Regions from separate parts of the Homo sapiens genome. Here regions 2 and 3 are each linked to region 1. Evidence: read pairs that join two places in POLR2A ChIA-PET (ENCODE). Cell type or tissue: GM12878. All regions are shown on one strand. Each heading gives the region's core, and the rest is flanking DNA. Links, peaks and the distances in the headings are about the cores only.

The links. Peaks named below come from ENCODE experiments on the same cell type or tissue, not always from the same donor. Only the 100,000 strongest peaks of a DNase experiment are listed, where the experiment ranks them.
Region 2: POLR2A ChIA-PET joins it to region 1 with 17 read pairs; 17 of 35 experiments call an interaction of 5 or more read pairs at or near these places.
Region 3: POLR2A ChIA-PET joins it to region 1 with 22 read pairs; 17 of 35 experiments call an interaction of 5 or more read pairs at or near these places.

What each region holds. Positions count from the first base shown.
Region 1 is chr6:159,041,108-159,051,633 of GRCh38, reverse strand. TAGAP (T cell activation RhoGTPase activating protein) reads left to right here and starts at 6,643. Exons shown (of 10, transcript NM_054114.5): 1 at 6,643-6,755; 2 at 7,430-7,514; 3 at 7,603-7,656; 4 at 7,979-8,045; 5 at 9,390-9,556; 6 at 10,119-10,280. The coding sequence starts at 7,488. TAGAP-AS1 (TAGAP antisense RNA 1) reads right to left here. Exons shown (of 5, transcript NR_183546.1): 5 at 8,578-9,836. RefSeq lists enhancers at 8,940-9,209, 9,783-10,526. In GM12878, for the core only: no CTCF peak of the experiment used is centred there; a DNase peak (open chromatin) is centred at 6,563; H3K4me3 peaks cover 1,244 bases; H3K27ac peaks cover 658 bases.
Region 2 is chr6:159,097,743-159,108,268 of GRCh38, reverse strand. LOC112267968 reads left to right here. Exons shown (of 5, transcript XM_047419645.1): 2 at 2,965-3,047. It overlaps LOC124901449, which reads right to left and starts at 1,257. Exons shown (of 5, transcript XR_007059837.1): 1 at 621-1,257; 2 at 116-520. RefSeq lists a silencer at 420-489. In GM12878, for the core only: no CTCF peak of the experiment used is centred there; no DNase peak of the experiment used is centred there.
Region 3 is chr6:159,086,154-159,096,679 of GRCh38, reverse strand. LOC112267968 reads left to right here. Exons shown (of 5, transcript XM_047419645.1): 3 at 781-951. Among named protein-coding and RNA genes, the nearest start is that of TAGAP, 46 kb to the right of the region's middle. RefSeq lists an enhancer at 1,848-1,977. In GM12878, for the core only: no CTCF peak of the experiment used is centred there; no DNase peak of the experiment used is centred there.

The DNA of each region.
Region 1 (10,526 bases), core at 5,298-7,797:
TGAAACCTCGTCTCTACTAAAAATACAAAAATTAGCTGGGTGTGGTGGCGGGTGCCTGTAATCCCAGCTACTCGGGAGGCTAAGGCAGAGAATTGCTTGAACCAGGAGGCAGAGGTTGCAGTGAGCCAAGATCACACCACTGCACTCCAGCATGGGCAACAAAGTGAGACTCCATCTCAAAAAAAAAAATATATATATATATATATATATATATATATATATATATATATATATATATATAATGCTTTCTAGTGTGTTACATAATGTTTTATGACCCAAAAACAGAAGGAGAAATCTTATGATTCTTTTTTCTGTAAGAAAAGCCCAGGAGGCAGCATCAGGTTTGCAAAAATTACGTGGCTTTCCCTTGCCCCTCTGCCCAAAGTCTTTTCACACAGAAGATGACACTAGCTTTAAACCCTTCCCCCGGACTGGTCCTAGAGTCTAAATCAGAACCAGTCTGGACTAGTCCATCAGGAAGGCTACAATTGCCAGGAAAAGAAAGCACTCCACAGACCCAGCCACAAAGGGTTAGGACTTGCTAAATGGTTGCTAGCTGAACCTGGGTGAAAAGGTGAAAATCAGATGTGAAGCCACCAATGAGCACAGTGCCCTGAGCACTGGCAAGCCCGCTCCGGCCAGGTGAGAGTTTGTCTTCAGGTTGGAGACCCCCTTACTGCTTCCCCTGGCAGGAGCTGCGTGCCTAGTGGCCACGCTCCCCAACCCCGAGGAGCAGGGGCCGCTTGGGAGGGCATCACTGAAAGATTTTCTTAGGAGACACCAAATAAGGCACATATTTGAGAAGGGGACCACACACATTCAAAATAACAAATACTTTTCTTTTTTAAAATTTACACAGGGAGGTAAAAGCCCTGGATAATTTTTTTCATATGACAAATGAAAAAAAGTGCTCAGTAAAAAAACCAAAGTCAACTACAGTAAATATATCTTTAAAAGGCATTTTAAAAGCATGGGGCAAACTAAACATTTTTCCACCATTTCTACTTTTTTGGTTCAGATTTTTACAAATGCTGCACATGAATTTTGTAGACTGCTAACAAAGAACCTCAGCTTTCATAGTTTTCTCTTTGTTTCTTCAAAAAAATAACCTACCAAATCATATTGTAGTTAACTGATGTTCAGGGCTGCTGACATGCCTTTTTTGACATCATGTTTGCCTTGTGCAATTTTTCAGGCCAAAATATCAACAGAAAGAAAAGATTCTTTAGTTTTTTTGTTTTTATTTTTTATTTTTTTTTGGAAACGGAGTCTCGCTCTGTTGCCAGGCTGGAGTGCAGTGGTGAGATCTGGGCTCACTGCAACCTCCGCCTCCCGGGTTCAAGTGATTCACCTGCCTCAGCCTCCTGAGTAGCTGGGACTACAGGCGTGTGCCACCATGCCCAGATCATTTTTTGTATTTTTAGTAGGGACAGTGTTTCACCATGTTGGCCAGAATGGTCTTGAACTCCAGACCTCGTGATCTGCCCACCTCGGCCTCCCAAAGTGCTGGGATTACAGGCGTGAGCCACCGCGCCCAGCCACATTCTTTAGTTCTTAAAGTGATAAACACAGCTAAGCTGAAGCCCTACCTGGGTCCTACAGCACTGATAATGTAGCTAAGATGAAGCCCTGCCTGGGTCCCATAGCAGTGATAACGCAGCTAAGGTGAGGCCCTGCCTGGGTCCCATAGCAGTGATAAGCGCGGCTAAGCTGAGGCCCTGCCTGGGTCCCATAGCAGTTTGTGTCATCAGCCATACAGCTTCTAATCACCTAATCTCAGGATGTCTTATTTTTAATTCTTCATCTTGATCACAATAAGTGGAGAAGCCAGTTTAAAAAGAACATTTTGTTTGAGCCTTTCTTAGTTTTCAAGCCAGCTTTTGAAAACACAGCGTTCTTCAAATATTATTTTATGCTGAGCCTATTTTGTATTCCAACACAAAGATAAATTCATAATTGCAAATATCTGAGGGGGCAAATTTGAAATGTCTGCTTCCACTACTGCAGAAATGCAGCCATTTGTGGAGACAGCAAATTATTTTGCAAGATGAAATGATGCTTGACATTATTTCAGGGATGCCAGGGTCCCAGCAAACCTCTGAGAAGTTCCCTGGAAGGCAGCCCTTCTCCTGCCAGGAAAAAAAACAAAAATTAAAAAATGACCTTAAAGGACTGAACTGTATTTACCGTAGCCGAGACTGAGTCCTTGCCTGTATCTGTGAGCCCGGGGCCTGCAGAGAGGTGAGAACGTCTCTTCCAGGCATATCTTCCCCACCCACAGACTTTCCTAGAAGTTTCTTAGAGGAGAGGCAGGCAAGGAGTTTTATTGCTAATTCGCTATAACCAAAGTCACCGCATAAAAGATTCTGCAGGTTGGGTACTTTGCAGATTAGTGAATCCAAGACCGTCATTCAAAGTGAGCACCAACTTCCCAGCCCCCGGAGTCCTTTATGCTAAGTCCTCCTCTGCCACCAGACAGTGAGGAGCATGGCTCTGGGGACGTCCACACCTCCCAGAGCACACAGAACTAGGGAGTCTAAGGTGAGAACACTGGTAAGGCTTTGGTCCTTGGAGGGTGGGAGGTGAGAGGCTGGACAGGTGTGGTCACGCCCTCCTGACAGATTCACTGACAGAAGCTGACACTCAAGTCCACCTAAGGCGAGGCCTCCTTCCTCACCACAGAGCTAGAGAGTCCATGTGTCTAATCCCACAACATTGGTATCGACATAAGCCCGCGGTGTGTGCAAGGAGAGGCTGTCTCCAGCTCAATCAAATTCTGCAACGATGGTCTCTGTTACAGCGTGACAAAGAGGTAGTCTTTCTCCATGAAACGAAACAGTCAAAGGCTAAGTGACAAAAAGTCTGAGTAACAAATTGCAATACCAGCAAACGTATGGTGAGATTTAAATGTTTTATTTTATCACTCAATTTTACTAGTAATTAAAGTATAGCAAATGCCTACTGTGTGCAAAATATGAGGCCAGGCACTTGTAAGAATAAAAGATGAAAAAAGTAGACTCACAGTCTACTGGGTGCGGCCACTATGCAGGGCCAGGGAAGGAAATTTAATTCAATCTAGAAAAGTCCCTTCTTAGAGGAGATAGGACTTGGGCTAGATTCCGAGGGAAGGGCAGAATTCCAAAAGGCAGATGGCGTGAATGGCATTTCAGGAGGAGGGAACAATTTATCAAAGGCCTGGAGACTCAGAAGCACACTTTTAGGGGATGACAACAGCCTGTGTGGCTAAAACATAGGACAAGTGGGAGATGGGGAGGACGGATAATCAGAGAAAAGGCTGGATTGCCCTTTTTTAAAAAAAAGAAATTGTAATTTGAGTTTTCTAGAAAATCAACCTGTTAATCAGTCATTAGGTAGCCAGACACTGGGGTGATGGAGAAGTCCTGAAGGAAATCGTGAACTCTTTGGGAAAATAATCTTCAATGCAGGAAACTGTTGACATTAATCTCATTACAGAATGCAGGGCTCTGAATCACTGGGTGGTCCCAGGAAGAGAAAGGGAAAGTGAGTTCAAACTGAAGAGCCGGACTCTAATCCTCCAGTTGGTGTTTCCCAGGCAAGCTGGGTAAACAATGTGGGGAAAATGACTTCCATATTCTCGTTCACAACAGTCCAGACTGAAGCGGTAACTGAGCCTGAAAGTATGGGAAGGAACGATGGTGCTTCCAGTCACCCTCCAAAGCACACATGTACACAGCATAGAACTCACAGTCCCCAGAACGGAACTCACTGTCCTTAGAGACTCACCACAAGAAAAGCAAAGCCAATTATTTGCAGAAAAATTGATTGTGACCAGGACCCAAGCGATAAAAGTCCCACTGTGAGAAGCATCTTTACAGGTGTGGGTTTCACCGGGGTTTCCTTCAGCCCAACCCAGCAAAAGCCACTGAAGTTCCTTTCCACGTTCTGAAGACTCTTACTATGCAGGACGATGAGAGCTTGCTTTTCAAAGAGATGTGTGGGAGACAAGAATATGGAAAAAGTGAATCTGACATTTCCATCTTTTTTTCTAACTTTTGGCATGACTGCTTCCAAATTTTACACTTTATTTATAAATGTTTCTCCTAGTGCTCGGAAAACTGCGATCAAAATTACTGTGAGATTTTCAGAGTTGAGGGTGCAGCACCTGCCCTTCACAACTCTTTCTCTTTCCACAGTAGGCGCCATATGCAGGCGGGGCCACAGTCATAAAGGAGAACGTCTCCTCAGTCCCCCAGCAGCACCAGCCAACAATGGTGGCTTTCCTTCAGTCACAAAATGTACCTATTCATTAGATGTTGACTGTCAAAATCTCCCAGGGACCCCAAAGGATGGCACCTCCCTCTGGGCTTTCCCACCATCAGTTGTGTCAATAAGAAGAGCCAAAACATATTTCTGTTTCAAAAAATGGAGGGGCCCTAATTCTGTTGCCGTATTTGCTACTAACTTTTCATCCTAGATAGTTCCCTGGGTGCTTAACTAGGCATGGTAGGTCCCAGAAGAAAAAGAAAAGTCCGTCGATGTAACCATTTCTGCAGGTCATCAAACCATTCATGTTATGTATTTTTAAAAGATGCTGAGGCTGGGCACAGTGGCTCACATCTGTAATCCCAGCACTTTGGGAGGCCAAGATGGGTGGATCACCTGAGGTCAGGATTTCCAGACCAGCCTGGCCAACATGGCGAAACCCCATCTCTACTAAAAATACAAAAATTAGCCAGGTATGGTGGCGCGTGCCTGTAATTCCAACTACTCAGGAGGTTGAGACAGGAGAATCACTTGAACCCAGGAGGCAGAGGTTGCAGTGAGCCGAGATCACGCCATTGCACTCCAGCCTGGGTGACAAGAGCGAAACTCCATCTCAAAAAAAAAAAAAAAGAAAGAACAGTAAGTACATTAAGTTTCTTACAAAAATTTGAAAAGTCCGTTTGTCGGGAAAAAAAAAAGTTTAGAAAATACATACTAGCAATGAATATACATCACATATATATTCTATGATATATAGAACATTATAGTAATATTCTATTTTGGCTATTTTATAAGGAAATGTATATATTCAGAAATTAGTTATTTAGTACCTACTATATGCCTAGCACTAGGCTGGGCACAGCGTAAATGCCCTTTTTCAATTAAAAAAATCAGTGAGTTCACTTTGGAGGTTTATAAAGGCAGGAGAGGGATGCTGAAAGAGTGGTGGCCTCTACAGCTGCCCTGGGAACACTGGGTGAACTCTGGCACTGTGGTGGCTTTCAGAGAGGGAGCCCCCAGCTGGAAGCCTGAAAACCAGGATCTGTCCCTAGGTCCCCACCGAGCCGCTAAGTTACAGAGCAAATTTCGACCTCTCTGTGCTTCGGTTTCCCAAAGTCTGCCCCATAATCACCTCCTTTCAGTAAAATGACAAAAGAACTGACAATGCGGAAAAGTCTTAAAATTAAAGATGCTGATGATAAATGAAGCCAAGTTATTTTAAAACTTTTTATTGAAAAATTACATAAATAGGGAAGTGTGCACATAAGCCTAGCACCACCCAGATCAAGAATGGACCATCACCAAGCCCCCCGCTGGCCCCTGGAAGTCATTACCATCCCCTCTGGGAAACTGCTACTCTTGCTTCCAACAGCACAGACGACTTTTGCTAATTTTGTGCTTTGCATTAATGGGAGCCGGCAGGATATACACTTTCACGTCTGGCTTCTTTTGCTCAGCGTCATATTATGAGATCCAACCATATTGTTGGCTATAGTCATAGGCTGTTCATTATCAGTGCTATACAACATTCATTCCCTATGTGAATGGATCACAATTTATGCATCCATTCTCGTGTCGAGGCATTTGAGTGGTTTCATATATAGCCCTTGATCTACAGAAAAGATCAGAAATTCTCTTATGCAGAAGAGTGATCCACAAATGAAATTCACCATCTCTTTCCTACTTTAAGTTGGTCTGATCAAAGGAATTTTTTTGTTTGTTTTCCTTCCGTGTCAGAACGACAGCTGCTCTGACTGTAAATTAAGTATCAATACTTTTGACCAGGAGTTACAGAAAGGAGGAGGGGGTTACTATATTGACAACTGACTCGAGGGAGTTTTCTTTCTACTTCCAAAGGAAACTAACCTGGCTTTGGACGGTGATTGTTCCTCAAGGAAGGGACTGTCTTGGGTTTCTTTCTGGTTCTGTAACAGTGTCCCACATCCAGGGGTGCTAATCAACGTGTGGTGCTGGTGGACAGAGCAGATGGCACGTGGGAGGGGAAAGAGCACCCAAACAGGATGCAAAAAGAGGCACTTGAAATTACCACTTTAGAAAATAAAGTGATGTTTATGCACAGAATAACACAATTTCTTGTTCACACATCCCACCTATGACATTAATCAGAGCCTTCACCTATGGGCTGAATGTCATGTTTTCCACTCCTAGTAGTTTACAGATTTTTTACTTTGAAGTGGAAGACACAAAAAAAAAAAAAAAAAAAAAAAAAAAAAAAGACATAGCTGCCCTAAAAGGAATGAGGAAGCGAGAGCTCTCCAGTGTCTGGCTGGCTCCGTCCGTGTGACAGCCCATGATGTTCTTTCCGGTCTCTGTAATATTCTGAATTTCCACCTGCCCGCCCCTTCGCTTATAATGCAGAGCATGTGAAGGGAGACCGGCTCGGTCTCTCTCTCTCCCAGTGGACTAGAAGGAGCAGAGAGTTATGCTGTTTCTCCCATTCTTTACAGCTCACCGGATGTAAAAGAACTCTGGCTAGAGACCCTCCAAGGGTAAGTACACTATATATTAACATGCCTAGAAATTACAAGCTGCCTCGCAAGTCACAGGTCACTCAGATCACAGGCAACAGAAAACAGCTATCCCGTGGAATATGCTCTCACTTTATAAAGTCTCAGGACAAAGCTTTGCTTCAACGTGAAGGCTGCACCTTTTTGGTGTAGGAGTTCTGTAAATGTTATCTTTGTTTCATGTTTACTATTTTAGCATCCTAGGGATATGTTTTTTTTTTTTTCCTTTTTGGATTAGATGAGAAAATCCATGCAAAGCACCTACTACGACAGCTGGCATATAGTCAGCACTCCACCAAAAAAGTTAATGTTCATGTTAATTTAAAATGTTAACGTAATTGATATCCAGATTATCTCTTGATGGAACGGAATAAATTGGTAACAACGTTTAGAGTGGTAAAGATAGTTGACTTAAATAATTTAGAAATAATTGTGTTCAGATGCTGCTCTTAACAACATACAACATCTGGTAACAGAACTGATTTTAAATGAAAACTTGTCTATGTAATAGTTTTTTCCAAAGTAAAGGCAAGTGAAAAAATAGCAAAAGAGAAAAATAAATAAATAGTTTCAAACTCTGTGCTTTGGCAAAGTGGCGCTGAAAGTGGCCTACTGTGTGAGTCCCTCCTAACTCCTTTCCATGTGATTCGTTGTAGACAGAGGCACAGCCACACGGGAGTGAAATCCACCCCTGGACAGTCAGCCGCAATACTGATGAAGCTGAGAAGCAGCCACAATGCTGTGAGTGCCCCTCTCACATTCATTCATTCACGTTTCCTACAGGCAAGGGCCAAAAGATATTTACCTAATTTTATTTTTTCTCTTTTAGTCAAAAACACTAAACGCCAATAATATGGAGACACTAATCGAATGTCAATCAGAGGTAAGAAAGCAATTTTTAAGACTTTTTATCTGTACTGTGAGAAGGTGGAAAACTTTGTTTTAATTGAATATTATTTGGGTTGAATAGTAATTATAAGAGTAGTAAACTAACATCACACATGTAGTAAATTAAGCACATTAATTAGGATCTTATATGATGACAATCAAGACCTTAATATTGCTTCTAGAAGCTAGAAAAAACATCAATGCACTCTACTGACTTCATTTTTAATATGAATAAAATGCTGTATGTGTGTTTTGTGGGGAAAGACTCGATAGGTTTCTTCAGTCACTATATTTAACTGAAATAAAAATGTTTTTAGGGTGATATCAAGGAACATCCCCTGTTGGCATCATGTGAGAGTGAAGACAGTATTTGCCAGCTCATTGGTGAGTTTTAAAAACATACCGATCTTTTATGTAAGTGCTAACAACCAGTGCTCTTGGTTTGCAAAACCACAGCGCTTTTACTCTACTAGGAATTTTTTTGTATAAGTTGTTCTGTTAAAGACCGCAGAACATTAACCCTTAAATGGCAGGTATGCTCCAACTCACTAGAGCAGGGAGTGCTGGGAAAGGAAAGAGCCTCTCCATAGAGAATCCCCAGTTCTGCCAAGCGTTTTTAATGCGGTTCAATCTCCTGGCCATGTATGTTTCGACAATTAGCATGCACACATTTGAAAAACACACAGTGTCTTTTCCATTTTCTTCCTTCTCTTATGGAGAATGCATCCAAGAGCCTATGAAGCAACTGTTGCTGATCTCAAATCCCAAAGGACCCACCATTCACTCTCAACTTTTTTCATAATGCATTTCATTATAGCGTAACCCTGACCCAGTTCTCCTGAACCATAAAGACAGGCCACTTCTTTCTCATCATGCTTCCACTTGCCAATCTGAAATGTATAGAAACAGATGCCAATGCATTTAGAAAATATAGCCTTTATAATTAGTAAGAAAGGAGAAGGAAGGAAGGAAGGAAAAGAAAAGAAAGAAGGAAATGTTTGAGATTGCAATATCCATTGCACACACATCTTGTGGATTTCAGAAGGACAGAATATCTTGATAACGTTTTGCTGATAATTCCCAGTTGCCAGATCTAGGTTCAAGGCTTCCCGCAGCGATTCGTATTTGCCTCTGTCCTAAAGCAGCAACCTGGAAAACCCAAGGTGACCAGTCACCTGGAAGGAAAAATGGTGTTAGCTCCCTCTAGTGGCTGTTTAGTGCCTGCGTGGCTGCAAAGGGTTGGAGCCAGCCCTGCTATGTGCCTTCGAAAAGATATTCAGCAAGTCACTTCCTCACCTTTTAAGTTTCGTTTTCTTCGCCAGTTAAAGGAGGAAATCAAAATAATCTATTTCATATCAGAAATTTCCTCTATAGTTATTCAGGCCAGTAGGTTAAGATGGTTGTTTATGATCAGCACAGTTAGGTTTTGCTAATTTTCTGTAGCAAACAGCTGGAAAGAGTGAAAACAGGAAAGGTGGAGGCCTTGAGGAACTCTGGTGTTGCTGTTTAGGGAACTGGTTGCCCTGGTAACAGTGTGGTTGTTTATCGGTTGGTTTTTCTAGATTAAGATTCACGCCCTTTGCTTTCTCAAGTTTTCAAAATTATTTTTCTCACATCGCATACTATTGACCACATTATGCGGCCAACGATACCCATTTTCTTACCTGGATCTTTGCTTCTTAACACTGTAGTCTAATTTTTCTCGTTGCCTTGTTTTCTTGGCTGTAGAAGTTAAGAAGAGAAAGAAGGTGCTGTCCTGGCCCTTTCTCATGAGAAGGCTCTCCCCTGCATCAGATTTTTCTGGGGCTTTGGAGACAGACTTGAAAGCATCGCTATTTGATCAGCCCTTGTCAATTATCTGCGGTGACAGTGACACACTCCCCAGACCCATCCAGGTAGGCGTGCATTCTCTCATAAACCTACTTCAGTTTTCAGTTGGACATGCAAAATACTCGGGAAATCTGAATGTCATTCTCCTATTAAGTTTGTAGGGACTGATCTTCCATATTTTCCACTCTTCAACATGGCACTCCCACATACGCGTGCAGTCAGAAGAATATCTGACTGCTTCCATTCCAGAAATTGAAATTAGTTGTATTTGCCAATGAGCTCAGAGCTATGGTCCCGCCATTCCTCTGACTTCACAGAGTGGAGAATGCTGAAGATTTGTAGCTTCTGAAAAGTCAAAAGGGGGAAACAGAATATAGACTTTGTGATCTGAAATCCAATGTTCATATGGAAGTATTTGAAAGGAGAGAGCTCCAAAGTGATTTTAGAAAGTGCAAAATTAGAGCTTTCACAATTTGCCTCCTCTTAGAAAAATAGCAGGGTTGAGGAAGGCCATTGACAGCAACTGGACTGAAAGCAAAATCTGACATCAATATTCCTGTTAAGACTATCTCAGTATACTAAAGAAGAAGGGTAACCCTTTCCTGTTCCTATTGCTGTTTCCTTTAGGACATTCTCACTATTCTATGCCTTAAAGGCCCTTCAACGGAAGGGATATTCAGGAGAGCAGCCAACGAGAAAGCCCGTAAGGAGCTGAAGGAGGAGCTCAACTCTGGGGATGCGGTGGATCTGGAGAGGCTCCCCGTGCACCTCCTCGCTGTGGTCTTTAAGGTGAGTTCAACACACTTGCGCCAAATAACCTGCCAAGGGGCCCTGACACACTCATTCTCAGGATGCAAGAAATAGGCTCTTCTCCCCACACAGCAAGGTACACTGATCTTGGAGTTTAATTTTTTTCATTAAGCCCTTTATTTATTTATTTAGTAAGCACCTCTGTTTCTGTGACCTCAGATTCCAACAGAAAGTGATGCATTCTGCTCTCCCAAAACTTTGCCAAGTACGGGCAATTTGATTGTT
Region 2 (10,526 bases), core at 7,851-10,350, 54 kb before region 1:
TCACGAGAAAATAAAGCATTACATTTCATAAAAGACAAGGCTTAGAAAGCTGACTTCAACTACTGTCATATTCCCAAGGGGAGCAAGGAAACGCAGGGGAAAACACAAGGCATACCCATTTTACAGATAAGGAGACTGAGGCTCTGTGGGGAAGGTTTAGCCGGTTGGCTGGGCTTGCGGGTGAGTTAGAGGAGGTGGCACTGCTCCAGCCCACATCCCTGGTTCTCAGGCATCCCTCTCTCCCGGGCTCCTCCATTAAACTCTGCGTGCCAGCCCAGGGCACCAATCATGGGCAGAGTGGGCTCTCCGCTGCCTCGTGGGGTCCCAGCAGAATTAACTTTCATGAAGCAAGTTAGAGAAAAGTTAAGAAGAGCAGCCTCAATGCAGGTTGCTAAAGCCCAGCCCCACTGAGCAGGTGCACGGAGCCAGCCTGCTGTTCTGCAAGCACAACCCGCTAGATGCCAAACCAGTGTGTTGCAGGTGGTCTGAGCCAGGAAGTAGATCTGAAGCTTCAGGGTAGCTGTGTGAGTGAAAAAAAAAAAAAAAAAAAAAAGAACGTGATTCCTATCTGACCGATGACTCAGAAGTATGAACTGGGGGGCCTTTCCTTCCTGACCCACCTGACAGGGCCATGGCCGACACAGCCGTGTGTACACCAGTGAGCCTGTCACATCGCGGGTCTGCTGTGACATTCTGTCGAGCCCGAGGCAGAATCCAGTGTGAGCAGATTTCTCACGCTCCAGGCTTCCCTCACAAAGCTGCGTTTCCCTCAGCTACTTCTTTACCTATTTGGAAAGAATAGCAGGAAAAGGAAAGATGGATCTTGGTGAATCTTCCAAAAATCCTGTACTGGATTCCAGAGCTGGACTACTCAAAGGTGTGAAATTGGATCTCCTCCTCTTTAAAAACTCTTTTCCTGGGGTCTTCATACTCCCCACTTCTTCCTCTCCCATAAAAACCTGGTTTTAGGAAGGGAAGACATCAAATCATTCACCTGGAGGAGTACATGAATAAGAGCACCTTACCATGTACTTGCCTTTTAACAGAGATCAAGAAACATTTTGCAAAGGAATGAGTGTTACCAGATAGGAAGTCGTGACTGTGAGTTGTCCAGGTTCTTGGCGTGTTGGACAAAGGATTTAATAAAATGCACAAAGCAACAAAGGAAGGAAGCAACGAAAGTGCAGGTTTATTGAAGTGAAAGTACACTCTATAGAGTGAGAGTTGGCTCGATCAACGAAGCAGCTCAAGAGCCCCATTTAGAATGTTCTTTGGGGTTTTTGTTAAGCTGAAATAATTTGGTAACACCCCTAGATTCCCTTTAGAGGCCTCCAATTGGTTACCCGCTATGATGGATGGGCCCCCAACCAATCAGAGGCTGAAGTGGAAACTTCCGTTTTGTTATCACAGGAGTGAGGTTGTGGCCTGTATGCTGCCTAATCTTGCCTAGAACTGGCTGCACCTGCTGTTCCTTTGCTTATGCCTTAACCCTTGGTTACCCTAATTCCCTATTCTCCTGCCTTATAAGGGTGGTGCTAGGCATTAGCTAGGACACAGATGGGGCATCTTAGACAGAAGAGGCTCATTCTTCACTCAAAAAGCCACACCTGGTTGTCTTTTTTTTTTTTCTCTAGTTCAATCATCCAGCTTTGTCCTGGACCTGGTCTGGGCGCACCGTGCTGGAGAGAGACCTGGCCCAGCCCACCAGCACGGCTTCTTCAGAGGACCTTTCTGGTCTACCTGATTCACCACAGCTTGATCATTTGCAGCCTGATTTTGCAGTTCATCTCTTTGTATTCATATGTATTCTGACTCCTCATTTACCCTATAAGATCATCTGAGGGGTAAAACCTGACCATCTTCCTTGTTCTTTCCTATCCTGGAAGGTCCATGTGATTTTTGACAATGAATATGATTTCTGTTTGTCTTTGGAATGAGTTTTTGCATTTGATTATCAGGGGGTTCGATGTTTAGGGATTTCTACTCTCAGTGAAATCTAATGCCACACCTGGCAGGAATTGGGTCCTTTTAACATGAGACTAAAATCCAATGAGCCCAGGCCAGGAAGACCTGATTCACAGGGGCCAGGGAGGGTGCTCACTTCTCCACTTCTGCACGAAGCCACCTCCAGTCTGGAAAGAAGCAACTCTTCCATTATCTGTTGGAGATTCCTTATTGCTTATAAAGTAGGAGTAAACAGAGTGTGTGAGATGTTGACCAAGCACGATGGGATGGAACAGATGCCCTCTCATTAATGCAGAGCATATGGCAGAGTTCTGTAGCCATTCTCAATAAAATGGAAAACAAGGTACTTTAAAATAAACACAGCTGGACACAGTCGAGAAAACAATGGTGATCTTTATTTTGCAGAAATGAAGTCAAAGTGTTGCTTACTGGTTGTCAAATAGCCACACATGAAAGGGGCTGGAAACACAGCCAATGTTCAGAGTTAGAGTCACTGCATTGGAGACCCAGAAATCAAGAGTCCTGATCACACCAAGCAGGCTAAGAGAGGGCTGGGGAGGGAGATTTCCACCCTGTCCTTTTCGGTCCCTGGTGCTTCCTCGGCCAGTGTGAGTACAATGATTTGCACAACTACTGCTTTCACTTAATGCAAAAATGGACTGATGTTTTAAGTTGAATCCAGTAGTTCAACCACTGGAGCTTCAGAAGGGTCCACAGCCCGCCCCTTTCTGCCGGAACTGTCTTATGTTATCATCTAATCAGGCATCCCTGGCCATTCACCAATGGTCCGAGAGTTGGGACCTCGTTGATAAATGTATTTATTCCGAATTTAGGTGTAAGTCCCTTCCAGGCAGTGCAGCAGAGCAGAGGATAACAAGGAGACAATTTGGTTTTCTCCATTTTGTTTAGGAACACACTTTTTACATGAGTGCCTTAAGTGCAGCTGCCGTTTCCTACCAAGCAAGACAATGATCAGCCCTGCTTTGTTTGTTCCCACAGCTCAGGAACCTGGCTCAGAGCTGCTCCTCAGTGCCAGCTGCTGGACTGGACAAGATTTTAGGCAAGGCACGGCCACACACCAGGTAGGTGAAAACCCACCACACTGAACCGCTGCCAGGGAGCCCATGAAGGCACTGAGCCTCTCCATGAACAGAGGCCTAACCTCAGCCTGCCTGGCTGATCTCATCTCTAGGGTGCTTTACATGACAGCAGCAGAGTGTGAGCCTGCTGCCCGGAGGAACTATGCAGGTGTAAGCAGCACCCAGCTTGTCCTCAGACACGTGGCAGCCCAGGGGCAAAACATCAGGTTGTTCACGAATCACCAAGGTATTTTTGGCATCATGTTATTATACTCCAAAAACAACCAAAGAGCAGGGGAAAAAAAAAACCCAATTCACAAAAGTAAAATGCAGTCCATCTAAGAGGGTTGTTTAAGTTTAAAGTTTTCTTTACTGAATTGGCCCAAACTGGATAAGCATTAATATCCCTCCCTAAGGCTCCCAGCCAGGCGGGACCAGGCAGAACAAAAGCTTGAGCCAGTTACTGGGCATTTGCCACAGGCCAGACGCCCTCACCATAGCCACATTGCATCATTCATCAAACCCACCTCAGGAAGTGGATGCGGTGATTCTCCCCGGGACACTCTGGGAGGGGGTAGCACAGATAATGAGAAAGACTAGGGATCCCAGGTCAGATATGGGGAATGCCAGAGCTTCGGGTCTTTGCATGAGTAAGGTTAGATAAGCCCGAAAGAGCACAACCAAGGGTCCGCAGAGAGCAGCAAATCAGAGACCACGCCAGGCAGTGGACAGCCCGTGGTCAAGCCCAAAGTGACCTCCAGGAAAGGAGGACATCCCTGTAATGACACTGCAGCCTCTCCCTTGCCCCAGCCCCACTCCCAGGGCACAATTCCAGGCTGCCTGGGGCACCAGAGCTCACATCCTCCCAGGCATGGGCAGGAGGGTCACCGACTGGCGCTGGAGGCTCCGCTGCTGCGGCAGAACCACGGGCTCCCTGCAGAGGGAGCCCTGACCCCTTCCGAGGCAGCAAAAACTAGCCGTGCTCAGACCTCCCTCCTGAGTGAAAGGTTCTGCAGTGTACACAGGTTGTTTGTGCTGGAAGCATTTCCACGGAGCCACAGCAGTGGATAGCTGACACGAAATTCCCTGGCTGTCTCCCATCGTTTGAGAATTAAGGTTATATAGCTGTTATCCGCACATCCTATCAGCCTTTGGGTTACAGGCTGTGATGTTGACTTTTGTGAAAGAAGCAGGGAGCGATGGGACAGGGAGAAAGGCCCGAGGGGGCCATTTGCAGGCACAGCCCTGTCCTCACCCGAGCCACCGCCACCCCAGAGTGGGGTAGCTGATACCCGGCAGGTTGCTGTTGGTGACTGAGCAGGTGTGGGGGGATCCAGATCCAGAAGAGAGGAAGGCGGGGAAGAAAGAGGAGTGCAGAGAGGGCTGAGCCTGCAGCGCTGTGCACTTAGGGGGCTTGCTTGAAGCCTCATTATCTGGGACATAACTGCAGTCAGACGGACTAGGGGGCTCCAGGAGGCTGATGATGTGAAAGGTGATGACAGATTTTCATTTTCCATTAGGAGATGAAAACTGCTTTCCCAAGCTCTCCAAACAGAAGAGAGACTTGGCTGAAGGTCTAAGTAATGCCTGAGGCCTCCAGGAGGGCCAGCGTGTCTGGTCGGGACCACGGTGCACCACGCAGTATTTGTTCCCCGGGGAAGCCACTCCTCTGCTACTGCACTCTGGAAGAGACTCCTGGGTCTCACAAGGGGGTGGAGGTGTCCGCAGAGGCCCTTTAAGGGGTGTGGTTAGAGAAGGCTTAAATTTGCTATCTGGGAACCTCATATCTGAATCTACACACCATGATTTTAACAATCATTTTTAGCGGTTATAACTTCAAATAAAGATTTCAAATTCTATATGGACGCTAATGATCTATTCCAAGCTAATATCCACAGTAGAGGAGAATGAGAAAATCTTGAATGGGAATCCAGTTTGTAGAAGAGTCAAATGATTTTGAGTCTCGAGTAAAGACGCTGCCGTGGTACACAGTATTCAAGACAGCACGTGAAATTAAAATGTGTCTAACTTCCGCTCCCGTCGATGAATTTCTGAACTTTTCCCCCGTGTTAGGGCCCAGGTCTCTCCAGTGCTTTCCAGGGCTACTATCTATAATTGGCAAATGATCCCCTCATACTATCCAATTGTTCTCCTTCCGAAGACCTACAAAAAGAAACCTGATTATCTTGCCAACTGCTCTGTGTTACCAGATGTTTAGTTTGAGAATATGAAGTGTACCTGTGAGAGTATCCAAGCGCAAAACACTTCTGGCCCAAGCTGGCTAGTCTGATCATGAGACCAAGCCTCAAAACCTTGAATTTTATATGAGCTTGACCCAATCAAATAGAACTTAAACATCTCCTGGAAGAAGGGGCAATGTCTTCATCCTCTTTGAGACTTCCTCCTACTCATGGGATTCCGTAGAGTGCTTTGCATACAGCAAGTGCTGAATAATTGAATTTTCTGCCCTGTGGTCACAGAGACCACACCATCCAAATGCCAGTGATAATCTTCAGTGACATTTACAGAGTCTATGTGAATCAGACTAACCACATCTTTAAATCCTGACCCAGTTTCACTCAGATTTGGCTGGACAACTGCCCTTAATAGCCCAGCTTCCAGACTGTCAATCACACAGCGATCTCCTGGACACCTTCTGTGAACCTGGCACAGAGATCAATGCTGGGGATGGGAAAATGAATACAGCAAGGTGTTCCAACATAGTGACAGGTGAGCAAGTCACTACAGGACAGGGAGACAGGTGTTAGAGACAGAGAGGGTGCTGGGCAGGCTTAGAGGAGGGTACCCAGGTCTTCCCAGGGGTCTAAGGAGGCACCACCCAGAGGTGAGATTTGAGTCGGATTCTGGTAAACATGGGAGTTTGCTGTGCCAGGCGAGGACCCTTCCAAGCAGAGAATAGCAGCGTTCTGAATGCCAGGGCGAGTTTGAAGGGTGCAGGGGACGCCATTTGAATTTGTGAGGCTACCTTGAAAACAAACAGGATAATAAGGGACAACTCCACTTCAGATGTCATATGTTATTCCTTTATTCATGGAATTCCTACTAAAGAGTGAGTCCTCAATATTTGGGAGGACATGAATGAAGCCCTTTGAGAATCTGCTTCTTTAAAAAAAAAAAAAAACAATCTCTGCCCCTCTCCCCCTTGAAGCAATCCTCAGACTCCTGTTTAAGAAATCCTGGTGTAGACTATAAAGTGCTTCCACCACGCTGCACCCTCAGCTACACTTGCAGATGCACTGGGGCTCTATTTCCCTGCCTCTGCCTCCACTGCCTGGTTTCCCTTCAGAACCACCCAAGTCCTTTTTCCCAAGAGATGTGTTGAGACGTGAAATTTCCCAGCGCTGAGCCTACCACCACACTCGGAGACTGGAACCCGCCACACGCCTGGCCCTGCAGACGAGCTAACACATGGGCAGCATGGTCCTGCCTCCTGCCCTGCTGCGGCGTTTCTCTTGAGCCCAGAGGCACCGCCTTAGCTCACTGTGTCCACAAACAGAACATTCTGGCATGGCCTGAATACAACTGACTCTTTAGATGACGGTCTCTGATGAGATCAACCAAATCAACAAATGTAATGAAAAGATAAGAATTGTTGATGTGCACAACAGGGCAAACTGAGAATCTGGGGCCTGATTTATGTCCTTCTGCTGCCAGTGATTCCTTCAGTTTGCCCCTTCTTTCTCTGAGCTTCTGGTCCCCCTTCTGTACGCAGGGGGTGAGGATTCCTGCCCTATTCATGAGGTAGACGAGAATTAAAATCAAGTGAGATGATGAGGGGGAAAGTGCTCTGAACTCTAAACCTTCTAAAATACCAAATATTATTATTATTAAAGAAATTATTGGGAAACTAATGATAGAATCACAGAGGGAAAATGGCATTTTACTACCACTCAAGAGCAAAATCTCAATAGAAAAACCAAAACAGCCAGCCAGTAGACAGGGAATACATAGCATCTGGCATTTGTTATAAGGTATTGTAAATATTTTTTACTTTTATGTGTTTATTATACAGTTTCAGAAAGGAAAAGGAAAGAAAAGGACCCAAGAACTCTCTGCTTTGTTGGATCAAGTGCAGGTTCTTCTAGAACACCGGCGGGTACAGAGTCAGGGCTCAGCAATGTCCGCTCTTATCGCGAAAGAGCCTGCTGACCTTGGAAAGACGCTGCTAAGACAAAGAGGCTGCCTAGGAAGGGGCCAGCCAGGCTGCTGTGGAACAGCTGGGCAGGGCCCTCAAGGGGGAGTCATGTCCCCACCACTCCCCCAACCCCCATTTGCTCCACCAGCCACTGCTTTTTCTAACACTCCACAACTTTGCCATCTGACTTCAGACTGGCTGTGGTGAGGGCTAGGATAGGTTGAGAGAAATGCAGGTGACCTCAGTGGAAAGCAAATCAAGCAAGGCACATAAAAGATCAAAGGTCGTTCAACAGATCTGTGAAGGTTTCATCCATTCACTGTGGTTCTATTTCCCTGCCTCTGCCTCCACTGCCTGGTTTCCCTTCGGAACCACCCAAGTCCTTTTTCCATAGTGCCTGCACGTCCCACTTCCAGGCACTATGCTGGGGCTGTGGAAATGAAAGAGACCACGTGCGTTACAACAGACGAGACAGGCAGATGAGCCAGACAAGTAGGTGACACAGGTTTGCAGGGAGACACCCACTCTAGGCTGCAAGTGGTCCCTGGGTTGAAATGCGGAGAGGGCCTCTTGGCAAGCAGCAGAGAGGGGCCAGGGTTAGCACACAGAGCCTGGCGAGATCGATCAAAGGGACTGAGGAGTCCTGTGGGCTCTGATGCCTGGGAGTGATTGAGGCATACATATTTGAGAGAATTCCTCGGGCAGTGACAGGGAGGATGGAGGGGGACAGAGAGTTGAGGGAATTAAGGTCTGATGCAAGGAAAATAGCAGAAACTATTGAAGTAATGCAGGCAACATGCCACAGGAGTGTGGAACGTCAGTGGATGAGAAAAAAGAAGTAAATGAAAAATATCCAGAAGGCAACATTTGATCATGTGGAGAAGGGAAAGTCCCTGGAGCCAGACAGGCCTGACTCCAGCTCGCAGCCCTGCCACTTGCCAGCTGAGAGGTCTGCAGATTGCTTAACATCACGGAGCCTCAGTTACTTCATCTATAAAATGGCCCTAATTGTATAGGAGTGTTGTAAGGATTGAGAAAGAATGAGGGTAAAGAGATTAGCCTGGCACATGGCAGGCAGTCAGTGTTAGCCCTGTTGAAGAAAATGGTAATTCATGCCATAGGTTGAGGACCAAGTTTGATTTTTTTTTTTTTTTTTTTTTTTTTTTTAGACAGAGTCTTACTCTGTCACCCAGGCTGGAGTGCAGTGGTGCTATCATAGCTCATTGAAGCCTCAAACTCCTGAGGGAAGTCCTCTCTCCTCAGTCTGCCAAGCAGTTAGGACTAAAGGCCCAGCTAATTTAAACTTTTTTTTTTTTTTTGAGACAGGGTCTTACTTTGTTGCCCAGGCTGGTCTCAAACTCCTGGCCTCAGGTGATCCTCCCACTTCGGCCTCCCAAAGTGCTGGGATTACAGGTGTAAGCCACCACACCTGGCTTGAAAATGAAACCTGATTATCTTGCCAATCAAAACCTGATTATCTTGCCAGAAATGAGATGAGATGCTGTGGGTGCTTAGCAATGGATGACAGGCTTGTACCTATACCTCAGGGCAACTGCATCCACACAACGTGACTTTGGAGAGCTGTATGCGCCATGACTTTATGCAGGGGGCCTCCAATGCAGGTTAATCCAGGCTGTGTGGAATGGTGGACCCACAGCTGTGTTGCCTCGAAACCCCAGATGCCAGGAAATGATGGTTTCCAGGTCAGGCTTCTTATGGCTGAAATCCCTTTAACTGCACTTTTTTCTTTTGCAAAGTCACCAGTAATTCAAAGAGCCCCCAAATACTGAGCCACTCTCCATACCTTTATGCCAAATCCACAGTCAAATACTGGGAGTTCAGATCGGAGGAGCACACACTTGGGCAAACTGACCTAAGAGGCCTCGCCACCCACTCCCAGGGTGCACCTGTGACCACCCTTCCTTCTCCCACTTCCAGCAGGCTCCTGAAGTCTATTCAGGCTGGGAGCTGATGCTGAACTCAGCAGGGCCCCAGTTGACTAGATCATTTCCCATGTGAAGTTCTGGGGAGAGAAGATCAGGTCTCCATGGAGCAGGGCCCGGCGGCACTTTCGCTGTGCGAAGCCACCAGCAGGCCCCACTCCGCTGGAAATTCATCAGTGCATGGAAAGGCAAAGGGCACAGTTGTTTCCGTTCACCAGGTATTCGCCACGTCACTTGTTTCCTATTTCAGTGCATTAAAAAAATTTCCCCTCCGGTGAGAGTGCTGAGGCGCCTTTGTTGTGAAATATGGTTAACACGAGTGCTTTTTTTTAATGACATCACCAAATTAGGTCTCTGTGTGTGTCAGAAAAATTAACCCCGGCAAGTGTACAGTTCTCCTGGGATCACAAGGAAGTGCAAAATAGGGCTGGAGGGCGGGGGACTGGCCAGGGAGCATGAGGAGGAACAGCGATCAAAGGAGAGGGGAAAGAAAACAAAAATCGTGGGCAGACCAAGACTGACATGCGGACAGGTGCCTGGCAAGCAGAATACTCAGGAAAGAAACTTGACCTACTTCACTTGACTGGATGTGGATTATCTACACGTGCATGCTTTTTCAAGCTCAAATGAATAATTATCTGACAAATACAGATCTGTTCCTCTCAATTTGGTTCATAACATCTTATTTTAAATATTCAAATATTTCACCCACATCGCCAGAGCCTCTGTATAGGCCGCATGTTTTCATGTGCTCTAAATCTGCAGATGGTTGGGATGGCTGGGGCGAAAGGTCTGAGCTTTGACCCACATTGTGTTTAAAGAAATGTTTAGGGCCGGGGGCAGTGGCTCACGCCTGTAATCCCAGCACTTTGGGAGGCTGAGGTGGGCAGATCACGAGATCAGGAGATCGAGACCATCCTGGCTAACACGGTGAAACCCGTCTCTACTAAAAAAAAAAATACAAAAAGTTAGCCGGGAGTGGTGGCACATGCCTGTAGTCCCAGCTACTCATGAGGCTGAGGCAGGAGAATTGCCTGAACCCGGGAGGCGGAGGTTGCCGTAAGCCAAGATTGTGCCACTGCACTCCAGCCTGGGTGAGAGAGCGAGACTCCATCTCAAAAAAAAAAAAAGAAAGAAATGTTTAGAATGAATGGACATTTAATAGAATGTCGGCTTACTGGCGTTTTAAATCATTGGCAGTAACACTGGGCCCGCATTCCTATGTGGCCCTCATGGGCTGTCCCTTTGGACCCAGCACAACTTCTACCATTTTCTACGGTCCCACCACTCCCAAGCACTCACTTCAACCATTGACTTTCCCCTCAGGCGTTTGAGGGTGGTCTCTGGGCTAGGCAGTGAAGCAGGCTCTGATGGGTATAGCCG
Region 3 (10,526 bases), core at 177-2,676, 50 kb before region 1:
GGCCTAAATTCACCATCGGCCCCAGACACAGGGTAGAGGACCAGGAGGAGAACATGTTTCAAGGGCAACAGGAGCTAGGTGACTCTAGAATTGTAGGAAGCACAGGGAAAAGATGCTGGAGTCCAGATGAATGAATGATGACCGCTTGAGTCTCACAGGTGATGTTTAATCTGCTCTGCGGCTAACTTACTCTATGGAAGAAAACCATGAATTGAGAGACATTTGTTTAGACTTAGCAGCAGGGAAACCCTGACCTTTTTAACCTTTAGGGAAAACTTCTGCTAATCAAAGGAATACGTCAGAGCTTCCTAAGCCATGTGCCACAAATGAGTTACACCAAAGCCGCGGCATTGACCCTCTCCGTTCTGTGTGTGGGCCAGCCTGGGTGGGCCGGTAGGCCTTTGGCTGCCTCAGTTTCCCTCAGAGTGTGATATAAATGCTATCTTTGCTGTGTGTGCTATGGCATGAAAATATTTGGAAAGTATTGCCTTCGGTTAAAATTCTCACAGAAATCCTTAGCATTGACATTACTAGCAGTGATTAGCTATAACCTGAATCAGGTCCAACAATTTGACTCAATTTGCTGTGCTTTATTGTAAATTCATTTTGTTTAAGTTCAAATTTTAAGAAAAAAAGTCTGCACTTTTTTCCTGCTGATTTCCACTCTGACTAAGCCACACTAGTGGTGACTTGGTGTTTGGAGACATCACAGGCATTGCACGCCAGCTCCCTGGGGAACCCTCTTCCCTCAGGACTGATCCCACTCTCCCCCGCCCTCAGGAAGAGCCTGGCATCCGCAGTGACCCTCGAGCAGCTGTCCCTGCAGCTGGGCCTGCCCCTCAAGCACGCTGAGCCTGTCCTTCACAGCCCCATGGTGCTGACCCAGGGCCCTGAGACCACCAGGAGGCACCTCTTCCTCTTCAGGGACTGGCTGGTCATTGCCAAGCAGAGGTGAGTTGGTGGCAGTCATCGCTTTGCTCTCTCCTAAAACTCAATCTCTTTCCAAGACCCTAGCAACACCCAAGGGCACTGCAAGGGGCCCCAGAGCTTGGGACCCAGCCTGGCCCACGTTACCAGCGCTTCCAGCCTGCACAGGCTTAGGTGGCTCCGTCCTTCTTCCCTGTTCTTTGACAAGCAAAGCACCCAGAGGCTGAATCCCTGGGACAACATCACACAGGTAGTGGGTAGAAAACTAGGACAAGAAAAGTAAAGAAAATCCATCATTTAAAAAAAAAAAGCCCTATGCAAACTTGACTTTTTGGTTTGACTAAAAGTGAATAATGTGTTTATAGCAATAAAGTTGAAATCAGAAATTGAGAAAGTCGATAACTGAGTTAACATGACCTGCACCATTTTTCTCTTTGGGAAGCTCTGCAATGAACACCTCCTCAATGTGTGCATTAGAGCAGCCTCTGGACTGGAGCCACAACTCCCAGGACGTGGTATATTTTTCACAAAGAAACCTACAGGCCCAAGGAACATGTGACAACCTTCTAAAAATCCCACACTAGTTTAAAAACAAAAACAAAAAAACGAGGGATAAACACAGACATTAGGCAAATAGAACATATCAGAGAAATAGTGGGGTCCCCTGGGGGAAGTGTTGATGTCCCTGGTCAGAGTCAATATAGGGAGGAAACCCAGAGCCATGGGCCATATTTGGCACTGCTGGTGCTGACTACGGAGGGGCCTGGGGCCCCGGGGTGATGCCTGTAACATTATTTCTGTTTTGTAGGAAGGAAGAGCATTTACATATTTTTATACTTCCATTTAATTTCCCTTGAAAAGCTCTATTTTAAGCTTTGGGGGAAATGTGCCACATTTTAAAGAGCTTCCCACACCTACCCACCGTGATTATTTTTTTAGGTGCTTGGAGATTTCAAAGAATTCAAAACCCATCTGGCATCCTCCCCCCGTATCCCAGCCCGGGATATGTTGTTTTCAGAGACCTGAGAAAGCCCCGGGGAGGCACAAACAGCAGCTGGGGAAATCCTGCCACGGCTCAGAACGCACACTTGTCACAGTCTCCGCGAGCGCCCCAGCTGAGCTCCTGAGCCAGGCTCTGGGCCGCGGGCTGGTACCCAGGGCACTCACAGGTGTGTGGCCTGAACCACCCCTCACTTTGCATTCAGGAACTCCCCGAGTCGCCCCTCTAAACAGACTCAGCATGCTCACCAGCAGTCAGGAGGCAGGGAGTCAGGGGTCACCAGCAGCCAGGAGGACAGGGTCAGTGCGGGGTGTTGGGGAAACGCACAGAGTTGACATGGAAGGTTAGCGTCAAACACACCACCAAGCCCTGGCCACGGCGGCCTGGCTAGAGGCACACACGGGCCACCGCGCCCGGAGATCTCGCTAGGCCTGGCCACGTGGCTTCCCACTGGGCACAGGGCACTAGCTGCGGCAGGGAACTGAACACTCACTGGGGTGCTTAGGTAGGATGACGATCCCAGGAACCCTTCCCCGCCCCTTCCCTAAGAATGAGGGTGGCGGCACTCTCGAAGGAGAGGGATTAGATGTGCACACACCCTATGAACCGCCTTCGCCCTCAAAGAGACCAGCTCCTTCTTGCCTCTGCGCCTCCGCCCGCGCTGCTCCGACCACCTGGGAGGCTGTGCCCCCTCCTCCTGAGCCAGCTCTTCTCCATGCTGGGGGACATGGCCCCGGGAAACTGGATCAAAGCGCAGACTCTGGAACCCAGGCGGGGGTTGAATCTCCTCTCCGCCATTTACCAACTGTGACTAAGCTCTATGTGTCTCTGTCTTCTCGTCTGTAGAGATAAAAATAGCATCTTCCTCACAGGATGGATTGGGGTGGGGATTGAAAGAATAACTACAAGATCAGAGTTTAGAACCGGCTGGCACGTGTGTGCAGTGTTTCCTATGAAGTAGAGTCGCTTTCTGATGTGCTTTCCAAGAAGGGTTGAGGCCCCACCCACTCACAAAAAGAGAAGACCAGAGAAGAGATCTCAGTCTCCTCCACCAGCCTGAAATGAATCTCAATCACTTATTAGCTAATGGCTCCCGGCACACAGAGGGTCTGCTCCACTCAAGCCGTTTTGCCATACTCTGGAGTCAGAGTCCAAGCTCTCAGAGAGTTTATAATGTAGCAGAAAGGTTTAAAATCCACCAGCCTCGACTGGGCGCGGTGGCTCACGCCTGTAATCCCAGCACTTTGGGAGGTAGAGGCGGGCAGATCACCTGAGGTCAGGAGTTCAAGACCAACCTGGCCAACATGGTGAAACCCCATCTCTACTAAAAATACAAAAATTAGCCAGGCGTGTGTGGCGGGCGCCTGTAATCCCAGCTACTCGGGAGGCTGAGGCCGGAGAATGGCTTGAACCCAGGAGGTGGAGGTTCAGCGAGCTGAGATCCAGCCATAGCACTCCAACCTGGGTGACAGAGCGAGACTCCGTCTCAAAAAAAAAATTAATTAATTAATTAATTTTTAAAAAATCTGCCAGCCTTCATGGACAAAGGGAAGGAATCATGATTGACTCTTTACTTTGTGTGGTGTTTTGGTTTTGTTGAATTCAAAGAGTGAGACTCATGTGTTTGGGAAATTTATTTAATTTTTCTATTTTTAGTATAATCTTCAGCTGTAAGTTTTCAAGATATACTTGGTACCATATTCCAATATGTGTAATGAGGAACTATCTTAAAGAAGTTTTACTGTTTTTTATAGGACTAGATACCTGATTTTTAAAGCCTTGTGAATTATGACCACATGGTTGTTTTCAGATCTGTGCAATTAGGTTCAGCGAATAAACGTCCAGGAGAGCCTTGGCAATCCATTGACAAGAACAGCACAGCCAGTGACTCCACAGGCGAAGGGAAGTGTTTTCAGTTGTGTTTTACTATAAACAGTATGACATACAAAGGCATATTTCATAACTTGCCCAAGTGGTTTTGAAATATTCTTTTCCATTGAGGCAATAGCCATTCACAATTGATAATAACCACCCCCAGGACCGGCTACACAATCTGTAAGACAGTGCCCTTTTTTCAAAGAGTAATAGGAATTTTAAGACAGCAGGAGCAGAACGATAAACCAACCACAGGGGTCTCCAAGCCTGGGGACCCAGGGGCTGCACAGGTCACCTGTTCATGGAGCTGGCCCTGGCTGCCCCCTGTGATGGATTTAATATATTTTAAATCATCAGACATATTTAAGGAACATCCAAGCTTAAGACCTTTACTGGATATATTTACCAGCATTTACCTATATTTAATAACATTCACTTTGCTCCACAAAAGATCTTATTTCTTTGCCAAAAATCATGTTTTGGAATAAAATAGACACAACTTCAACATTATTTTTTAAAATAAAAGTTGCAAAAGTACATCTCCCACATCTTCTGTGAATTTAAATAAATCGCTTTATTTGTTTTAGGCTGAAAGTGTAAATTCAGTGTGAATTTCATGCCATGCTCTCATTCACTTGTGGACATAACCTGCCTTTCTCATTTCACAAAGGCTGAACTATCCAACAACCTGATTTTTGAAGAATTTAGGGTAACACTGGCCTCACAGAATAAGTCTGGAAGTAGTCCCTCCTCCTCTGTTTTTCAGAATAGTTTGAGTGGGAATGGTATTAGTTCTTCTTTAAATGTTTGATAGAATTCAGCAGTGAAGCCATCAGGTCCTGGCCTTTTCTTTACTGGCCGACTTTTGATTATGGCCTCCATCTCATTACTTGTTATTGGTCTATTCAGGTTTTGGATTTCTTCCTGGTTCAATCTTGGTAGGTTGTGTGTATCTAGGAATTTGTCCATTTCTTCTAGATTTTCCAATTTATCAACGTATAGTTGCTCATAGTGGCCACTAATGATCCTTTCAATTTCTGCAGTATCAGTTGTAAAGTCTCCTTTTTCATTTCTGATTTTATTTATTTGGATCTTCTCTTTTTTTCTTAGTCTGGCTAAAGTTTGTCAGTTTTGTTTAACTTTTCAAAAAAACCATCTTTTGACTTCATTGATCTTTTGTATTTTTTTCATTTCAATTTCATTTATTTCTGCTGTCAGCTTTATTATTTCTCTTCTTCTACTAATTTTGGGTTCATTTGCTCTTGCTTTTCTAGTTCTTTAAGATGTATCGTTATATTACTTATCTGAGGTTTTTCCTCCTTTTTGATGTAGGCACTTAGTAGCTATAATCTTCCCTGTTAGTACTGCTTTTGCTGTATTCCATAGGTTGTGGTATACTGTCAGGCACTACTCTAGGTACTTGGGATAAAATAGAAAAGGAGTCCTGCTCTTGTGGAACTTATGTGCCAGCCAGGGGAGGTAGAAAATAGATGAGAAACATAGTAAATGATCTAGTCTGTTAGAAGGTGGTACGTGCCATGGGGGGAAAGGAGAGTTGGGCAAGGGGAATTGGCAATTCACAGCAAGAGAGTGGTTAGTTGCAATATTGGAGTGGCCTATGTGGGCCTCATTGCAAAAGGGAGTTTTGAGCAAAAATATGGAGTTGGCCAAGCAGATATCCAGAGGAAGAGCATTCATGGCAGAGGAAACAGCAAGAGCAGAAGGCCAGAGAGTGGAGCGTGCCAAGCACATCGGGGAATTGCAGGCGGGCCTGCAGGGATGGAGGGGAGGGAGCAAGAGCAGGAGGACAGAGGAGGAGGTCAGCAGGTGGCGGGCGGCAGATCAAACAGAGTTTCATGGGCCTTGGCAGGGCTTTGGCTTGTTTTCCTTGCTGAGTGAGATGGAAAGCCATTGAAAAAAATGACAGCAGAGTAATAATATGATCTCACTTCTGTGTTAAAAGATTCGGTCTGGCTGCTTTGCTGAAAATAGTGTAGGGCTCAGGGAGATGCCAGGGGTAGGAAGAAGGGGAAGTGTTAGAAGATGACTGCAGAAAATCCAGGCATGGGATGATGGTGGCTCAGACTGGAGAAACTGCAGCTGAGGCGGTAAGACGGGACTGGATTCTTAGTTCATTTTGAAGGTGAGACCAACCTGCCAAATTGGAGGTGGGGCTTTCTCCCCTTTTGGGAAAAATCAAAGAGGACTGAAATTCCCTGGCCTGGAATTCACATCTTGATGTATTTAGTAGCCAACAGCAGCTCTGTGAAGTTGGTATCACTTCTTCATCGCACCTTGCATGCTTGCCCAAGTCACAGAGTTATAATATAATAAAGGATGAAGTTGCCGTCCACTGAGATGAGAAAGGGTGGAGTGAAGCAGGTTCTGGACCTGTGAGATCAGCAGTTCAGTGTTGGACGTGTGGGCTCGAGATGCTGTTAGACGTCTGAAGGAAAATGGTGGGAGGCAGTTGGATATTGGAGTCGCCCATATTAGTTTTCTATTGCTGGACAAGTTTGCTCCAAGATTTGGCAGCTTACAACAAGGATCATTTATTAACCCACAGTTTCTGTGGGTTGGGTTTCTGAGAGCCATGTAGCTGAGTGGTTCTGGTTTAGAACTGCAGTCAAGGTGTTAGACAGGGCTGCAGTCCTGTCTAACAGGTAGTCTAGTAGGTAATGAGGATGACCTCATTACCTCATTTGAAGGCGAGTTTGAGGAAGGATCAGCTTCCAAGTTCACTCACACAGGTGGTGCAGGTCTTGGAAGATCCACTTCCACGCCCACTTGTGTGGCTGTTAATAAACCTCAGATCCTCATCCTGTGAACCTCACATGGCCCCTGGCTTACCCCAGAATGAGTGAGCCGAAAGAGAATGAGAGAGTACCCAACATAAAAACCACAGTAGTTTTATAACCTCATCTTGGAAATGACATCCCATCATTTCTGCCATCATCTACTCACTAGAACCAGTCAACAAGGGTTGGTGGACATATTTTTTAAAACCATCTCATTGACATACAGATTATATTTAAAGCCCTGAGTGTAATGAGAAATGAAAAGGGGACCAAGGACCATATCTTGGATACTTCAACATTAAAAGGTTGGGGAGAAGAGGAGAAATCATCAAAGGAGGCCAAGAATGAGAGGCTTGCGAGTGGGAGGACAATCATGAGACTGTGGCATTTTGGAACCAAGTAAAGAAAGTGCATCAAGGAGGAGAGAGTGAGCAACTTCAGCAAATGCTGCTGTGGGATAGGGTTAGTCGTTTATACTGGCTTGCCCAGGAAGGTCCCAGCTCACATCTGCTTTCGTCCTGGTGTTATTACTTATCAGGCTCCCTTTTGCTCTCAAAAGGAGGCAGATTTGACAAAGAATCTTATGGACATCCCATACCCAAGTCAAGTAATGTGAGCACTGAGATTTGGGGATTGGATCAGGCATCATAGAGGTCACTGGTGATAATGAGCGATCAGTGTCTAATTGTGTCTTACTGTGGGACATACATCAGCATACCTTTGCATTCAAAATACTTTTCCTACTAAAAGCTATTACAGAGCTAAGTAAACTATTAGCTAATATTAGTGTAAGTATAACATAAAATATCAAATTAAAGTAAGATTTTAAAAAACATAAGCTCAATTCATTCACTAAATTTTAACTCTTCTCAATCACTATTTAATGTAATTACAGATGATGTGAAAGTTTGAGTACATCTAAGTTCATTTTATGGAGCTGAGTGTGGTGGCTCACACCTGCAATCCCAGCACTTTGGGAGGCCAAGGCGGGCAGATCACTTGAGGTCAGGAGTTCGAGACCAGCCTGGCCAACATGGTGAAACCCCATCTCTACTAAAAAATATGAAAATTAGCCAGGCATGGTGGCGCACGCCTGTAATCCCAGCTATTTAGGAGGCTGAGGATTGAACCCGGGAGGCGGAGGTTGCAGTGAGCTGAGATCATGCCACTGCACTCCAGCCAGGACAACAGAGCAATATTTTGTCTCAAAAATAAATAAATAAACAAATTCATTTTATGAGTTACTTATTTTGAAAAAAATTGTCACAATTGCAATGCTATAAAATTGTTTTCAAAACAAAATAATTTGGCAAACAGGCAAAAAGAACATCTTTAATAATGATCCAAGTTGATAAAATAGAAACAGACATAACAAGATTCATATTTATTCCTAATTATTCACGAAACGTTTTACATGTGATAAAATGTATAAAAGCTCTCATCATGGCTTGTTCCCTGGTGTCATAAACATCCAAATGTCCATGGCTGTCCTGAATCTTGTCTTCCCCGCTGGACACTTATGAAGGATGACCTCATTACCACCCATCTCCACTTAGCCTATGCCAAATTTTAATACCAAGGTCGATCATTCCTATGGCCCAGGCACCAGGTTTATCGCTTCATACGTCTTGATGTATTTAGTAGCCAACAGCAGCTCTGTGAAGTTGGTATCTCTTCTTCATCGCACCTTGCATGCCTGCCCAAGTCCCAGAGTTATAATACTCCCTCACGGTATGTTGCCATTTGTCAAGTGACAACTTACTTAGATGAATTATTAAACTTTGTTTAAAAAATTCTGGCTTATTTTTGACATCTTAAGGAAGTAGAAAGCTGATGTTAACTTTCATTTTACATATTATTTAACAATTTTTTTCTTGAGATTGTTGGCTTCATGGAAAAAGTCACCTCCATCCACAGGAACAGTAGATTACATTTAAAATATTTTTTTCTTATTTGTACAAATGTATGGGGTACATGTGAAATTTTGTTACATGTATATAATGTATACTGATCAAGTCAGGGTATTTAGGATATCCATCACCCACGTACAATACATTTTTGTTTAACCATACTCATCCTGCTCTGCTACCAAACAATGAATTTAGGCCCAGTACGGTGGCTCAAGCCTATAATCCCAACACTTTGGGAGGCCAGGGTGGGAGGATTGCTTGTGCCCAGGAGTTTAAGGCCAGCCTAGACAACTCAGCGAGATCCCATCTCTAATTTTTTAAATTATTTTTTACAAATTGAATTTATTTCTATCTAATTGTATGTGTGTTCTTTAACCCAGTTCTCTTCATCCTCACCCCTTTACCCCAATCACCCTTCCCATCTCTGTTCTCTCTTTCCACTTTCTACCACCATGTGATCAGATATTTCAGCTCTCACATCTAAGTGGGAGAACATGAGATATTTGTCTTTTTATGCTTGGCTTATTTCACTTACAATAATGACCTCCAGTTCCAGGTACATTGCTGCAAATGACTTGATTTCATTCTTCTTTCTGGCTGAATAGGGTTCCACTGTGTATATATACCACATTTTCTTTATCCATTCTTCTGTTGATGGGCACTTAGTTGATTCCATATCATTGTCTTGTAAATAGTGCTGTAATAGACATAGGAGTGCAAGGATCCCTTTATATATTGATTTCTTTTCCTTTGGCTAAAAACCCAGTTGTGGAATTGCTGGATAGAATAGTAATTCTATTTTCAGTTTTTTGAGAGATGTCCATACTGTTTTCCATAATGGCTGTACTAGTTTACATTCCCACCAACAGTGTATAAGAGTTTCCTTTTCTTCACATCCTTGCCAACATCTCTTATTTTTTCTTTTTAATAACAGCCATTCTAACTGGGGTAAAATGATATCTCATTGTTTTGATTTGCATTTCTCTGATGATTAGCAATGTTGAGCATTTTTTTCATATATCTTTGGCCATTTGTATACCTTCTTGTGAGAAATATCTATACATGTCCTTTGCCCCCTTTTTAATGGGATTATTTGATTCTTCCTGTCGAGTTGTTTGAATTCCTTGTATATTCTGGATATTAGTCCCCTGTCAGAAGAATAGTTTGCAAATATTTTTTTCTCATTCAACTGATTGTCTCTTTACTCTGTTGATTATTTCTTTTGCTGTGTAGAAGCTTTTTAGTTTAGTTAAGTCCCATTTGTCTATTTTTGTTTTTGTTGCCTGTGCTTTTGAGGTCTTAGTCATAAATTATTCTCCTAGACCAATCTCCAGGAGAGTTTTCCCTAAGTTTTCTTCTAGTATTTTTACAGTTTGGGGTCTTCGGTTGGTTTTAATCCATTTTGAGTTGATTTTTTTTATATGGTGAGAGATACAGGTCCAGTTTCATTCTTCGGCATGTGGATATCCAATTCTCCCAGCACCATTTATTGAAAAGGGTGTCCTTTCCCCAATGAAAGTTCTTGTCAGTTTTGTTGAAGATAACTTAGTTGTAAACATGTGGCTTTATTTCTGGGTTCTCTAGAACCAGAGATTATCTTCACTGCTCAGGTGAATACTGGCAAGGGAAAAAAATGGTAGAAAGAAAATTATTTCTAGAATCTTTCTAAGTGTTTCTGATATGAGTAGTGTTCTCACTTTAACTATCTGAAACTATGAAATGATTGTATCCATAAAGAATCTCATCCACAGGCATCTGCCCTCTGACTCTGGGGCTGCATGTGAGGAGAGGCTGGTCCCAGGAATCAGGCCAGGTGCATTGCCACCATAGCTGCGTTGTGTGCCTTTCACAAAAGAGTCCCAAGGTGGAAAAATCAGCCCACTGGGAGGAAACAGTTAGGGAGGCAGGACATGACACAGCGGTTTGGAAACTGAGCTCAAAAACCCAACACTCACTAAGCTGTGACTTTGTGATAAGCTCTGAAGTACTTTAGACACAGTGCCTAATTACCTTTAT